Linked DNA regions of Mus musculus: region 1 is linked to region 2. The links are chromatin loops, found by intact Hi-C in ENCODE. Cell type or tissue: heart. All regions are shown on one strand.

Region 1 (8,000 bases), 260 kb after region 2:
ATAAGACAAATAGTAATGAGTAAATATTCCCAATTGTTTTTAAGGCAGCATGGCTAAGCAATTAGGATATGGCAGTTAAAAATGTCACCCTCAGTTTGAAGGGCTTGGGACAAGACAGTGCCCAAGAGTCTTCTAAATTGAGGCTCACAACAGGTAGTCTCTTCCACTAGAAAGTCTGTGCACCTCTCTCTCTCTCTTCCTCTCCCTCCCCCACCCCTCTCTCTAGCTCTTTCCAATTCTGAGGTTAGGAGGAGGACACAGAACCTCAAAAGCTTGAGAAACCTCCTCGCCTCTAAAGCACTGCAGTGGAAAATAATGATCTAGCCATTAAGGACAAAGACATACAGCAATTTGCTAAGTAATCTTTCACAAACCCCCTTCATTTACACTGGTTTGTCAATGGGAAAGAACATTTAATAAATCTGAAGATTTACAAGGGAACTTTGAAGTTTAGCATTACAAGAATAGAAATTATGTATAGCAGGTTATAGCAGAAGAAACTAATTATGGACAGATGGGGAGAAATTTTAACACTCTTAGGTAGGATTAATGTTGTAAAAAGAAACTCCAGATCATCTTACTTTGATACCCCCTTCAAGCAGACTTTTAGGCATCATATACTGGGTTTGTTTTGAGCCATTTCCAACAATGTGTAACTACTGACTATTATTTAAGCCAGAGAAAAATCGCCCTAAGAGTTCTGTAAGTGCCCATGGAACCAGACACTTTTCCTAAATGTATGTGTCTAATACCATACAGATTATTTTGCAAATAATTTGCTTCCTTGGCAGTAAAATACCTGCACAGAATATGATGTTTTAATTTTAATTCTCAAAGTGGAATAATTATTTTGGTGGGGAATTACGATACCTAGTCATGGCCAAGGGAAAAAATAGTATCTGGACTACAAAGGATCAAAGTCCAGAAGACCATAAACTCTTTTATGAGCATCTGCAACGCAGTAAAAGACTAGGAGGGAAAACTACACTTCAACACCCAGCTCTAGAACAAAAATAAAGTGTACTTTACATACACTGATAAAGTCTAGCTTCAAAGTTCCTGGTGATACCTCTGAGTATATCGTATTTTGATTGACTCTACAGGGTATCATCAGAGCTTGCACGCAAGTCTTTTAAGATGCTATAGCACTGCACTGACTAAAATAAATACCCACACTGAGCAAGGTGTCAGGAGCAAAGGAGGCAAGCTGCTCCGTTTTACAAACCAGTGGTGCTACTGACAGAACAGGAATAAATGTGGTCTCCCACAGTAAATTTTAACTTTACAAAGTTGAGGTTTGAGTTCAGAAAAGGATAGTCTGGTGAACTTAGACTATCAAACCGTGGAAAGTGCGAGACACAGATCAGGGCTGGGGGGGGGGGCTTCACAATCAGTGACTTGCTAGCCAAATGTTTAAATTTACGTATGCACTCCATTCAATAACCGCAGCTGAGCAGCTCTGCAGCATACAGTGAGGCATTGCATAAATGGAAAGCTGAGGGAGGGGGGAAAAAGGCAAATTCTACACTCAAGAACCTCACAGCTCAGTAGAAAGCAGAATCAAACATATTCTGCCTGAAAAGACACTCCTGACCCTGAAGATTAGCTCAGTAATGTGCAGCGTTGCATCTAGAGAACATTTAAAGTTGCATCCCTATTTTATTTCAACACAACACACATAAATACAAGAGCATTCTAGATGCCTGATGCTTCTGAGATGAGTGTTGAAGACATCAGGGGATCGAGAACACTTCAGAAATGAAAATGATGGGAAAAAAAAATCTAAAATAAGAAAAAAAAAAATGATGGCAAGCCCTGTACCTAAAAACCTGCCTGGACGCTCCACTGAATACTTCAAGTCCCCAACACTGAACTAAAGCATGTTGACAAACTGCTGATTGGTTACAGAAATCCACAGGGGGAGAAAAGCACACCCCCAGGTGCATGACAGGAGTCTTGTCTGTGTCACATGGCGTGCAGAAAGCAGTGGCTGGGAGAAGGGGAAAGGGAGAGAGGAAGCGGTCTGCATGGAGGGAGACAAGCCCGTGACCCACTGCCCATTTAAAGTGGCCTCCTGAGGCAGAACCCATCCCTCCCACACTATCCTTCACACATTGAACAAGCCATCCATAAACTATCAATACCTTGCTGTCTTAAAGGCATTTCACCACCAAATGAGCATGCACAGTAACCCGATTCTGAAAAGAAAGGGAATGTGAAAGACACTTTTTGATGAAAACTCTATGTAAACAACTATTAGATGAGCAATGCCCAACTGATAGATGCACCCCCTGCCTAAATCCCCAACTAAATCCCCAAAGGTATGTGTTTTTCTACACCTCTATATGCTAATAGAAAGCCGTGATCCAGCCTTCCTTAACACCAGGCACATGGTTTTCCTTTGCTATCCTAACTGAATAAGGTTTCACTAACTAAACCAGCCAGCCTAAGAACTGGACAAACAGGATCAATGCTCAATAAAGCCATAAATGTCCTCCACTCATCTCCAATCCTAGTTGTTTCTGTGACAGATCTCAGATTTTTCAGAGCAAGTATGCAGGTTATTTAAACCTGAGTTATATATAGTCACTTAGCACCAAGCACTTCTGTGTCACAGATGCTACATCTCTAGAGGAATTTTTTTCCCCAAAAAACTAGCATTTTTTTTTCTTCGCCAAGAACCAACCAGCCTTTATTTCTAGAAGCAAGCGCATACTTCTCCCCATCACCACCACCAAACAAACAAATCACAGACTACTGTTAAATTCTACGCTAATGAAACTGTGGAGAAACATCCCAGGCGTTGTCAGAGCCTATTTTTCATACACCACCACCAGACAGTTTGATGCAGTATTCCTGATTGCTTTTTATCGTATTTGTAAATACACTCACTAATCCACTAAATTAGATAATTTACAAACAGGTCCTCTCAGTTATTAGTGGCCAGCAGTCAAGTTCTATTACATCTGATCCTTACACAGTTGTCCAAACATTTCCACCCAGGTTAAAGGCTCTGATCGGAAAGAGAAGGCGGCTAGCGAAATTTGGATGGGGGCAGGGTGGCAGCTGAGAGAAATCTCTGCATCTCAGCCCTCAGCGACAACATCCAGCCAGTGCCCACAGAAAAACTAAATTCGGCACCTCTTCCTCCTGTTACACTGGCAACAAAGAGGGAGTTTCCGTAACGCTCCCGTCACCCACCAGGTGCCCAATCTCCTTCCCAGCCCAGTCCCCCCGCTCCCGCAGGGGCCTCGGTGCGCCGAGAGGCCGCGGTGCTCAGGGTCAAGGCACAGAGGGGGGATGGGATGGGGAACGAGCGGGTGGGATCTGTGAAATGGGCCCTGGAAGGGCACCGGGACCCAGTGAAGCACCTGATCCCGGCCAAGGGGGCCCGCAGACCAGGGGAAATGGGCAGCTTATTAAATGGATCCGAAACTAGAATAAGGTGGAAGAGAGGTGAAGAGCCCAAGCTGGGGTACACCTTCTGGGGACACGGAAAACAGTCTGTGGGTGGCGGGGGGGCTCGGCGGAGGTGGAGAGCAGGCTGGCGGGCCCCAAGGAGAGGGAAGCGTATGCCTCCCCGGGGCAGAGCGGGCGCCCGGGGCGCCTCTACCTGCAGACGGGCGGGACGGGCTGCTCAGGTGCGAAAGCGGGGGAGGGAGCGCAGCGGGCATTGGGGGACCAGGCACGAAGCGCCGAGGTCGGCGGGGACCGGAGGGGCGCAGGGCACGGCAGGGGAGCGAAGGGCACGGCTCGGCAGGCGCTCACAGCGCGGGGTGGCATCCGGGCGGGCGGCCGGGAGGCGGGAGCCCCTCACCTGCGCGGCGGAGGCGGAGCTGCAGCAGCCCATGGCGGGGCCGGAGGAGCCCGGAGGCGGCGCCGGGCGCGCAGCTACGCCCCGGAGCCCCTCGGCATGCGAGCCGGCGGGCGCCCGGGGAGGGCGCGGCCTGGCCCCGCACGACTCGGCAGCGACGGCGGCGACGGCGACAGCGGCAAGAACTCAGGAGGCTGCGCGGTCCGGGGCAGGCGCCGGCCACATCCCCCGGCGGCGGCAGCGGCGGCGGCGGCGGCTGCGCGGCTCCGGCTCCGCTCCTGCTGCTGCAGCTGCTCCCCAGCGGAAAGGGGCGGGCGGCGGCGGCAGCCCCTCCCCCTGGCCCCCGCCTCCCACCACCCGCTCCCAGTCCCGCTCCCGCTCCCTCTCCCGGGCTGCAGCCGCCTCCTCCTCGGCGCCGCGCGCGTCTCCCATCAGACTCCCCGCCCCCAGTGCAGCGCCGCGCGGCGCGGACGGCGGGGACGACGGCAGCCCAGAACGAGGCCGGGCCCTTGGGCGCGCGCAGGAGTCTGCGCGGCGCCGGGCCCATTTCGCGGTGGCACCGAGGCCGAGCTCTGCCTCGGGGCGGCGAGAGGGCGTCTGAGGCCGAGGCGCCCGTGGACCCGGCGGGCTCGCAGAGGGAAGGCGGCCGACTTGCTTCTGTACGCGCGAGGCACGGGGAGGTCACCGGGGGTCGCTCCTTCTCCCGGGTGGGAGCGCCTCTGAGGTCACTGACCCGGAGCTTTTTTTAGGGCTCTGGCGGCTGTTTATGTTACCCAGAAGAGAGAGTATTTGCAAAACCTCCCATGGAGAAGGAATGGGTGATGGAAGTGGAAAAATATCATCTGTTGCTCCTGGCCCCATTTTGCTGATGTGGACACTAAGCCTTGAAGGAGGCCGACGACAGTGAGAGCACCCAACTGGAAATTGTAGTAAAAGAGCCAGAAATGGGAGGGGAAGGTAGTACTCCAGGCCCTCAAGTCAAAGCCATGTTGGTTCTTCACTAAACTTTCTTACACATGGTAGCGCGGGCACACACATAAACACACGCACCAATTCATCTTTAAAATATTTACCGAGGCACTCACTATATTACAGTCTAGAAATTTATGGCACTAAGATTAAACAGGCGATAAAAGGCAAAGTTGCTACTCTCTTATTAAAAAAAACGAAACCTGTATTAATATGCGTTGGGGGTAGCAACAAGTTAGACATGCACAACCTTTAAGAAATTTCCAATGTTAGGGAAGTCATTACAGATACAGTGAAGCGAGAGCAGTTTAAAAATGGCGAGAGTAAACAAGGTCATGATTAACTATCACCGAAACGCGCATGTATCTAACACTCATATAAACATTCCGGTCTTGTTTCATATTGTCAAGGTGTTGCAAAGACTGGGATCAAAAGGTTTGCAAAGATACCAGAGTGAGACCCCAGAAATGCTGACTTGTCCATAAAAGGCAGATTTCAAGGTGACTCAAACTCAAAGGGGAAGTTGACTAGAGGAGCAAGGAAAGGAGAAATCTAAACAAGAGGGTGGGGAATGGGTGTGGGTGGGAGGGGTATGGAATGGAGACAAACTCACACACAGAAAATTCCCTAGTTGGTGTTTTGCATTACCATTTCCTGGATGGCTTGTTCCTCCAAACCTCATGATCCTCTGTGAAGTCCTGATAGCAGGGATGGCTGCAAAGTGTAAGATTAAATAATGTGGGTAGGCAGTGGACAGGTCAGTGAATAAGCACTCAACAACAACTTCTTCAGATCCTTGACTTTTCTGCAGTTTGACCTGAGGCTCTTTCCTAGGCACAGGATGAGTGACTTCCAAGGCTTCTTTCCCTACGGGTAACCACTGGGTCATTAGCTGGAAATGAAGAAATAAAGCATTAATTGCTGTGGGTCCCAATTCTGTTCATAAACTCCACAGTAAGATTGTAAACTCCCTGAGAACAAGGGGAAGTATTCTCTTCTTTATATCTCCCTGGGCTCTCTGGGGTGTTTGTTGAATTATTCAATACAGCCAGGAATAAAAATCCCTCCCATGAGATTTTTCCCTCAAAGCCAGAAAAGGACATCTTGTTTTTAACTGAGGGAGGATGCTGAAATTACAGTCTTAAACAAGAAGCCATCTGTCTTCCTTCTTTATAATCAAGGAAAGAGGAGTTGTCTCTCTTAGCAAGTCAAGATGGGAGCTTTTCTCTCCGATTATAAAAATCTCTCTGGCTAGCACAGTTGTTCCATGTAGTAGCTAGTGCTTATTTTATCACTGGAACTGTAGAAGTGGCTGGATCTGTAGCTGGCCTTGTCAGTGCTTCACCAAAGCGTGGGGTGTTTGGTTGTTTGTTTGGCTGTTTGTTTTGAAGATCTCTTCCGTGCCTTGGATGGTGGATGGATAGATAGCCCAGTCCGAGCACAGTCACATCGCACGTACTTGCTCCTCACTGGAGGGTTCCCTTTCAGGAGTAGAACCAGGCCTTCTGAGGTTCTGCACGGTGTTTCATAAACACACTAATTATGTATGCATATGAACGTGATGCTGTAAAATTACACCCTTTCATTAGCTGGAGAGAAACTGAGAATCTCTAAGTCGATATTCTGTCCCTTTGAACAACAAGTCTCTTTCCCACAGCCATGGTGCCCAGAGAAGCCTCCTGGACACAGTGATTTAGGAGGAAGCCAGAGTGAGGCTCACGCCTGAGCAGTGCTGAGTTCAGTCTCCCAAACCTGGGGGGGGGGGGGCGGGGGGCGGGGGGGGATGTAATTTAGAGGGAGGCTTTACTGTTCTGTGCTTTTCCCTCTTTCTCATAAACCAGCACACACAGCATTCAGCGGAATTAAATTACAGTAAATTCAGAAAGGAGAAAACTGTTTGTTTGGTTTTTTTACCCGAGCCAGAGCTCAGGGCTTGGATCTCACTACCTTGAGGTGTCCTGAGGGAAAAGCCCTCTTAAAGGGTATAAGGTTTTTTCAAAACCAAGGAGGTTTGTTTTTTGTTTTTTTTTTTTTTTTTGAGTTACATAAGAACAACGTCTGCACTAACCAGGATAAAATTATAAGGCCTATCAATCTTGATGCTGCAGGGTAAAATCAGATCACCAGCTGAGCCAGCCGGAAATGCTTCCCAATAGTCTAGTATTGCATAATTGGCCGTGTGAATTCCAGGGTTTCCAGCCTCAGAAGGCTCAGCGCTGGTCACTCACTGAAGGGAAATACAGAACTTATGGTCTTTCCAGTGATTTCAGTAAAGCCTGACTCATTGTTCACATGAGGTCAGGCTTGAGGTGGAGGAGGGGAAGATGTCATAAATATAAACGAATCTATATGTGAGTGGTGTGTGTGTGTGTGTGTGTGTGTGTGCCCGATCAACCCTCTAATTTAAAAACCCTGGCATTTGGTGCGTTGGCTGTGTTACGTTCTAACATACTGTGTTCACAGCTCTATCCCACAGGCACACAATCCCTTCAGCTGAGCCCCAGCTTCCAGGTCTGCCTCACCAACCTCCCTAAGAGCATTCATAGATTACCCCTGGGAAATACTCCTGAATCAAAAACTAATTGTAACCGAAGGCTGTAGCTGTTCATTCATTACCGGAGAGCCAAGAGCAGATTCTATTTGAGACCTCAGCAATGCATTTCAGGTTCCCAGGTAAGTTTAAGAGTGAGAGACCTGTGAAAGCTCTCTCCTGAATTTGAACACATACTCAGAGAATTTGAACACATATCCTTGTTCTGGAGAGTCTAGAGATTGCGAATTCCTTCGCTCCATAACTCTACCTATCCACATTTCTAAGTTTATGTTTTTCCAGTGTTACTGTATAACTCTGTGTTAATTAGGGTTTTACTGCTATGAACAGACACCATGACCAAGGCAACTCTCATAAGGATGACATTTGATTAGGGCAGGCTTACAAGTTTAGAGGTTCAGTCCATTATCATCAAAGCAGGAGTGTGGCAGTATTCAGGCATGCATGTTGTAGGAGGAGCTGAAATTTCTACATATTGTTCCAAAAGCAAACAAGAGAAGACTGGCTTCTAGGCAGCTAGTACAAAGGTCTTAAAGCCCACACCCACAGTGACACACCTACTCCAACAAGGCCATACCTCCTAATAGTGCCACTCCCTAGGCCAAGCATATACAAACTATCACAAACTCTGAATTTTATTTATTGTTTTACTTGGGGTTTTTGTTG
Region 2 (8,000 bases):
GAAAATGAGGCAGTGTGCTCATTTCAAACACTCTTGCAGCACTGAATACATCATGTGTACTTTAAATAGTCTCCATCCACAACTTAGAGGTTAAACCTGAGGAGCTGGAATTTTTATTATCACAACTGCATAGCAAAATCATGTCCAGATAACAAACATACCAAAATCTGTGGAGTAGGATAACTTGTAAACTATTTAGTACATCCAATTTAGAGGAACACAACTATGTCCAGACAGATAATAACTGGTCTAGGTAATGAACAAGGTTTTGAAGTATTTCCTTTTTAATAAAAGGTACAATTCAATAAAGTTGATATTTATCAAGGGCATCAAATTGCTGACCCACTTGGTTGTTGGAAAAGTTAATTCAGCCACGTTCACTCTGCATGGGCACCGGCTGCTCTAGTGCAAGTGCAAGTCCTGGGGGGAAGGAGCTGTAGTCGTTTGCTTACGTAGGCTTCCCCGCTACACATGAATGCTGCAGTAGACTTTATAACTTGGAAAAGTTGTGTAGTTGATGAGAAATATAAAAACAATCATGCACAAACTTAATTGATACTAAAAGACATTTTGAAGGACGTCTTATTTTTAAAAATCATTTAAAATCACTGCTTATACCAACTTAACATGCTTTTTCTAACTAAACAGCATTTACAAGTATCCAAACACAACCATTCTTAGTGGAAACCACCCAGTTCACATGAGAGTCCGTTTCACTACACTCCTCACAACAGCCCTGTGAGGTAGGCTAAACAAGGTACAATATTTGAAGTAAGGCAATAGAGGCCCAAGATTGAAGAGTGATTCAGAGAGGTCATAGATTACTGTATGGGGCAGCTATAAAGATTAAGTTTAAATACTTAAAAGAATGCCAAAAATCTTCAAGACTTGCAGTTTTTACCTGAAGTTATTCCCCAACTTTAGCTATTGTATCTTAATAGAATCAGTTATGGATTTGATTTCAAAGAAATTCCATTAAAAGATCAGTTAGTCTCAGTCCTTTGGTATCTTACAGATATTGGAAATGTTAGTAAGAAATTCTTCTCATAGTCCCACACACTTCAAAAAGTTCCAATATTACTAAAATGCCTTTTACCAATTTCTTCCAATTTGATTTATTGTAAAATTGGTTCAATCTTAAGTTCCAAGCCAAGCAAATACATTCACTGACCTCTGCCCTACATACTGCATAAACTTCTACATGTTTATTCCTAAGCACCAACTTGACTATTACTAAGAAAATATATAATTTTAAACAAATATAACTTAAATGATTATGTATCAAAGCTAGTATTATTAACCCAGAAAAAAGTACTCTTTTGATATGGTTGGGTAGTCAGATAAAGTTCTATGGTAATTACTGGTATTGATTACTAAGCCAGTATCATATGGCATGTCCAACGTTCCAATGCGAACAAAAGCAGCAAACAGTCCACTTAAATTCCAACTGGTACAAAGTTCCTATGGTACTCAGGTAATCATCCCGCTCAGGTGACACAATACTGACATCAGAATCACAAATGTGAACACTGTTACGAGACACAAAACTAAACATACAAACATGAGGTAATGTCGCTGTGATGGTTTTCTGTAAGAAAAGCTTTATTACTCTAGGTCTGAGCACTGGAGTTATGAAAAAATATACTGGCTTGAAAACAACAACTTGGTGGTGACATGGATACTGAGTAATTTCATGCTTACTTCTGACAGAATGAATATGATGTAAAAATAAAACAAGAAAAGTAACTTTTCCAAACTTTTTATTATAATGTAAAAGTGAAATATTACTACGAGTAGTTAATTTACAAGCAACAACAAATGTACTTTAAAAAATTTTTAAGGTATGTGTGTGTGTGTGTGTGTGTGTGTGTATGCGCATGCACATGTGCACACACATGCGCAGGTTAAAAGACAACTTGCAGGAGATAAGTCTCCCCTTCCATTTGGGTCCCAGGGAACAAACTCAAGTCATCCAGTTGGCAGCAAGTGCTTTTCTTGTGAGCCATCTCAGCAGCCCATGAATACAGTTTTTAGAAATTTAGTGACATATTAACAAAACATTATTTTTAGATCAAGACTATCAAATCAAAAACATCAGAATGAGGTTCATATGGTGAATTAAACTCTACTACTTTTGCAAACATAGACAGAAAGTAATAAAATTGATGATACATCATAAAAACTTAAGTAGTTATATGAATTATATGCTGATCTAACAAAGATGCTAAAAATCTATGACTAAAACAGTTGAAATTTTAGCCTAGAGTAATGTATTTCATGGTAAGACATCTATACTGCTTTCTTTTAAGATTAATATTCTTTGGAGTAATCACTTCTCATATATATCCCTTTCCAATTTTTAAAAATTGTTTTTGAAAGAAACAACTACAAATACATAGATAGCTATAATTTCATGGAAAAGATATATAGACAAAACTAGGTAATTCTAGATAATTGACCTAATTAAAATATTTCATCATAAATATTTTCTTTTATTATTTATATCAAGGATCAATCATGGAAGTTCAAATTATACATACTATTGTTGATGGTTCGAATTTTTTTAGAATCTTCAGAACAGAATGAGAAGGCTTAGCCTGGCTGTCTAGTAGTTGATGACACACGGCAGAGGTGCTATCAATTAAACGTACAGACAGACAGACAGACAGACAGACAGACAGACACTCTTAACACTTTTTAAAAAGCCTATACCTGGAACATTCAAAAGATCACTGTATTAATATTAATTTCTATGTGCATTAGTCATTAAATACTTGGTATATCCATATTTACCAGTATTTAAAAGATGTGACACAATCAGCTGAGTCAAATGAATTGTAGCAAATTCTTTTTCTAAAGTGCTTAAGGCAGCTCCTTCCTGTCTACTTCCAGCTAAATGAAACTGGTTTGGATTCAACTGCTAAGAGGGAAATACAATACTTAATACATATTTTATGAAGCAGTTCTTCACACTGGTTATATATCCCTTACAGTCCACCTCCCCTATATTTCCTTCATGGAAAGCAGCCATGTCCAAGCTGTGTAAGCAGACATAGAGCAGTGAAGAACGCTGGAGTGAAGAGGGCTGGCCAGCTTGCCACAGCTGACTGAGCTGAGCAGTTACCTTGCTTTGAGAAAATTTAACTAGGCACTCTATTCAATTATTTTAATTTAAAAAGAAGGGTTGACAAAATTCAATTTAACATAATAAACTTAAGATTTTTAAACTTAAATACTACAGATTTGTTCTATTTTTAAAAGAGACCCTGATGTGTATTTTAAAGCAATGAGGGTATAATTAGTACCTAATATCGTGTGATAAGAACTTGGACTCTCATTCACTGACGTTATACTTCATTCTACAAATCTGCTGAGAAATAAAACCTTCTGGGTAACTGTCGTGCGTTTTCCAATGACTGTTTGGAAACTGTAGATGAAGGTCTCAATGATGGGACAAGGACAAGGAAGAAGCACACTTGCTCCTCTGGCCTCAATAGAAGGCCTGCACCACTATGGTCCAGTGTTGCCTGCCTTAAAGTCAGTAGACAATGAGCATGAGAAAAAGGCACTGTATAAATGAGAAGATTCAACTATGCAAGATACAGTATCATAATGAAAAGGTCTATGAAAACAGCTGGCTTTTTCCTTGTCATTTTTGACAAAATAAACTTAGTAGCCACACAAAGCAATTCTAGTAAATCACTGCTTTCAGGTATGAGTCTACAAAAAGGAGTAATTCCTTTTTCCCTAGGTCATGAAATACCATTTCTATAGGTAATGGAACAATGAAAAATGTCTTTCAAACTATAATAAATGAAAAGTAAAATATTGCTTTGGGAAACCAAAAGAATATTGATATACTTCATTCTATAAACTGCCTTAGTCTTAAAAACTACCAGTGTGTTATCAGATAATAGTGTAGATATGTGTGATATGGAGAAATAATATTCTGTCAAATTTGCTTCATCAACAGAACAAAAATAATCATGCTACTAAGTAGTAAATTTTAAGAGCAAATACTTATTATGATCTACAAGCTACATGAAGAAAACAAAAATGAACACTTCTCCAGGGAAGTTTGTCAGAAGTCCAAGAAACTTAAAACAAGAAGAGATTTAGAAGTCTCAAAAATTAATCAGAGATCAAATATTCATTTCTTTAAAGTTCTTAAAGCAGTTTTACAATCTCAACTTCTAGTTTGGCTCAAAAACCTTGAATGAAAAGTTTTAATTGACTTTGTAATAAAAGACTTTTCCGTTAATAACCACAGGTTTTGCTCACTGCTTCCCACATGCCTTCAGATTTGAAAAAGGAAACTATATTCATTTTTGGAAGAATCATAAACTTTTAAACAGTGAATGAATGGACCAAAAAGACAGAAACAAAAACCAAACCAAATCAAAACACCCCTCAAATGATTGTTTGAAAAACACATATACCAATTAAGTAGGACACATTTTGTTTTTGTTTTTGTTTGGTTGGTTTTTTTGAGACAGGGTTTCTCTGTGTAGTCCTGGCTGTCCTGGAACTCACTCTATAGACCAAGCTGGCCTTGAACTTAGAAATTCACCTGCCTCTGCCTCCCAAGTGCTGGGATTAAAGGTATGCACCACTATGCCCAGCTAGGACACATGTTTTTTTTTTTAAACAGCTGGTAAACCAATCCATATCTTTATAAAAGAACATACAAATTATTCCAGAAAAGAATACTTTAGGCACATTTCTTTATAATCTTACACAGACAAAAAACAAAAAAAAACAAAACAAAAAAACAACAAAACCCAGCAATATACAGCTTTTTACCCTTTATAAAGAACTTAATTCACAAACTTTCATAAGCAATAATTATTATCAGTGCCAAATTCAAGTGGAAGTTTTATCAAAGATGCAAAGACAGCTATAAAAGTGGGGTCAAAGCAGAGAACAAACTTAGAGAGCACGGTTTCTCAGGTGGTGCCCAGGAGCTGGTGGAGGAATGGACAGAATGACTCAACACAAACACACAAGAATACTCCTTTGCACTGCCTAAATTCTCTGTCTGCTTGATATTTTTGAGTTATAACTATAAGAAAATACTACAATATTTTAGAGGAGAAAGTGATATGAATCTAGTCAATCCATAAGTTACCCTATCAAAAACTCAGTTTATTTATAAAAGACTAAAATAAGCCACCATAGGTCAATTTCTCTGCCTAGGCAAAGATTTCAATTTCTAGGAAGCCTTGGGGGACCTTGTGTTTTTAAAGCCTCAGTGTAGCATGTAATGACAGCCGGTGAGGAGCAGAAACAGAGCAAGGGCAGGGAGAAAGGCAAGCTTTTAATGCTTAGCAACCCGGGCCCAGGGCTCGCCAGGCGTAATTACACCTACCAGACAAACCAGAGGAGCTTAAGAGACAGAAAGATGGCTTTCTACACAAACAGTTCAACACCGCCCCTTTCCTAATCACTACTCAATATCACTATGTCAGCCTCCTGCACCCCAACTGCTTGATTCTGGGACGCAGGCAATAACCTCCATGGCTGCTTCCTATTTGGTAGTTAATCTAACAGACTCCAGGCTTTAAAGCAGAACATAGAAAACCTGATTCCACCACTCAGAAATATCTGTTAGTAACTGTGTGGGAAAGGCCACACAGTCAAAGGGAAGGGAAACAGTCTGAGTTGCCATTACTGAGTGACATTGTTCAGGCTGCTAGTTGAACCAGTCATTCCGTTTTCACTTTTCTGAAGTGTTCTCACAGCACTTGGAACCTGCATTCCAGTACTCAAAGAAAGTCCACCACACCACACCTAAGAGAAGACAAAAAACAAAGTCTCAGTTAAACTCAAATCCAATTATAACTCCAGTAATCCTTAACTTTCCATTTGAAAGGCAAAATGTCACAGGGATGAACATCAACAAATCCCAAACTGATAAGCTTCGTGCTCGAGCTGAGGAGAGATGAAAAGGCTCACAGCGGCCAAAGGCTGGCTGTGTCGTAGAAGCCACCGAATCTGTGCCCAGGAAAGGGAACACAGGGCAGCGGAAACTCAGGAGAACAAAGCAGATTAACCTCAGCAAGCAATACTGAGTATTGGTACTTCCCTAATGTTTATAACCAGGGGACTGTACCCCTAAGAAGCTTATATCACATTTATGACGTTAATATTGAGACATAGCTTTAGACAGGACATATGATCCTTTGAGACACTTGCCCTGAACAGAACACCAATCACTCATGTCCTAAGATCTCAATTAATAAATAGGACCCCATGAGATGAGAACCGTCTGTAAAGCAAAGGCCCCATCATTAGAACAAAATGGCGGCCTACAAACTGGAAAAAGATTTTCAACAACTCCACATCTGATAGAGGGCTAGTTTCCAAAATATATAAAGAGCTCAAAAAATTAGACATCAACAAACCAAATAATCCTATTAAAAATGGGGTACAGATTTAAACAGGATTCTCAGTAGAGGACTCTCAAATAGACAAGAAGCACTTAAATGTTCAACATCCATAGCCATCAGGGATACGCAAATTAAAACTTCTCCGAGATTCCACTACACCTGTCAGAAGCCTAAGATCAAAAATGCAAGTGACAGCACATGCTGGCTGGGATGTGGAGCAAGGATAATACTCCTCCACTGTTGTTGGAAGCATAAACTTACACAGCCACTTTGGAAATCAATATGGTGGTCTCAGAAAAATTGGCATCAATCTATCTCAAGACCCAGCTATACCACTTCTGGGCATATACCCAAAAGATGCTCCACCATCCCACAAAGACACTTGTTCAACTATGTTCATAGCACCTTTATTCATAATAGGCAGAAACTGGAAACAACTTAGATGTCCCCTAACTTAAGAATGGATAAAGAAAATGTGGTTCACTTATATAACGGAGTATTTGTGACTTAGCTGTTAAAAAAAATGAATCATGCTGGGCAGTGGGGGCGCACGCCTTTAATACCAGCACTTGGGAGGCAGAGACAGGTAGATTCCTGAGTTCAAGGAAAGCCTGGTCTACAAAGTGAGCTCCAGGACAGCCAGGGCTACACAGAGAAACCCTGTCCCAAAAAACCAAAAAACAAACAAAACCCCCAAAAATGACATCATGAAATTTGCAGGCAAATGGATGGAACTAGAAGAAAACCATCCTGAGTGAGGTAACCCAGACCCAGAAAGACAAACATGGTATGTACTCACTTATAAATGGATAGTAGCTGTAAAGGATAACCATATATAAACCACAAACCCAGAGAGGCTAAGTAACAAGCGGGACTCAAGGGGGAATGCATAAACCTTCCTGGAAAGGGAAACAGAATAGATATCTCAGGTAGACTTGGGCAAGTGGGGACAGGAACAAGAGGAATCAGGTTGGGGAAGATGGAGGGAGAGATTACTGAGAGACAACTGGAGTTGTGGGACATTTTGGGGACCAGGTAGAATTAGGGTAGTAGAAACCGCCAGGAATCTATGAGGATGACCCTAGCTAAGACCCCTAGTAAGGGAGATATGGAACCTGAACCAGACATCTCCTGCAACCAGACAAAGAGATCTTGTCTCAAAATAATGTGGGGTAGAAAATAAGCTCGGGTTGGAGTGCTCGCTCAGCATGTGCAGGTCCTGGCTACAATCCACAGCACACACAAACACGACAGACTACTCAGTAGGCAAGAAGCCTGACTGGCATACAGGGCAGTGAGACCAACATTCACATATGCTCTGCTGCGGCATCAAAGACTGTATGCCATTCACCTCTGTTGCAGGGAAATAGTAAAAAAAGACACCAAGTTCCCGCGCTTCACCCAGCTACTCTCTGCCCAGGGGCTTCACCACCTATTGGCTAGCCCCAGCTGGCAGTCTTCCCTTCTCAGCCATCCACCCCCTGTGGTCGGTGGTCACAATTCCCCTTAACCCAGTAAATCAAAACTCTAGAAACTTAAAATTAATCAGTCAGATCTCTATATCAATAAATTCTTATTCTCAGGGTGCCCAAACAATAATTTCAGAGCCAA

The links. A loop is a pair of places that touch in the nucleus more often than their neighbours do. Peaks named below come from ENCODE experiments on the same cell type or tissue, not always from the same donor. Only the 100,000 strongest peaks of a DNase experiment are listed, where the experiment ranks them.
Region 1: a loop joins it to region 2, with 4 times the contacts of the local background. A loop is called at or near these places in 2 of 42 quality-filtered maps.

The regions. Positions count from the first base shown.
Region 1 is chr4:53,436,534-53,444,533 of GRCm38, reverse strand. It overlaps Slc44a1 (solute carrier family 44, member 1), which reads right to left and starts at 4,118. Exons shown (of 16, transcript NM_001374697.1): 1 at 3,818-4,118. The coding sequence starts at 3,850. In heart, a CTCF peak has its summit at 4,385; DNase peaks (open chromatin) are centred at 3,293, 4,253 and 6,973; H3K4me3 peaks cover 3,308 bases; H3K27ac peaks cover 2,709 bases.
Region 2 is chr4:53,698,831-53,706,830 of GRCm38, reverse strand. Fsd1l (fibronectin type III and SPRY domain containing 1-like) reads right to left here. Exons shown (of 13, transcript NM_001195284.1): 13 at 1-5,790. The coding sequence ends at 5,668. Among named protein-coding and RNA genes, the nearest start is that of Fktn, 11 kb to the left of the region's middle. In heart, no CTCF peak of the experiment used is centred here; no DNase peak of the experiment used is centred here.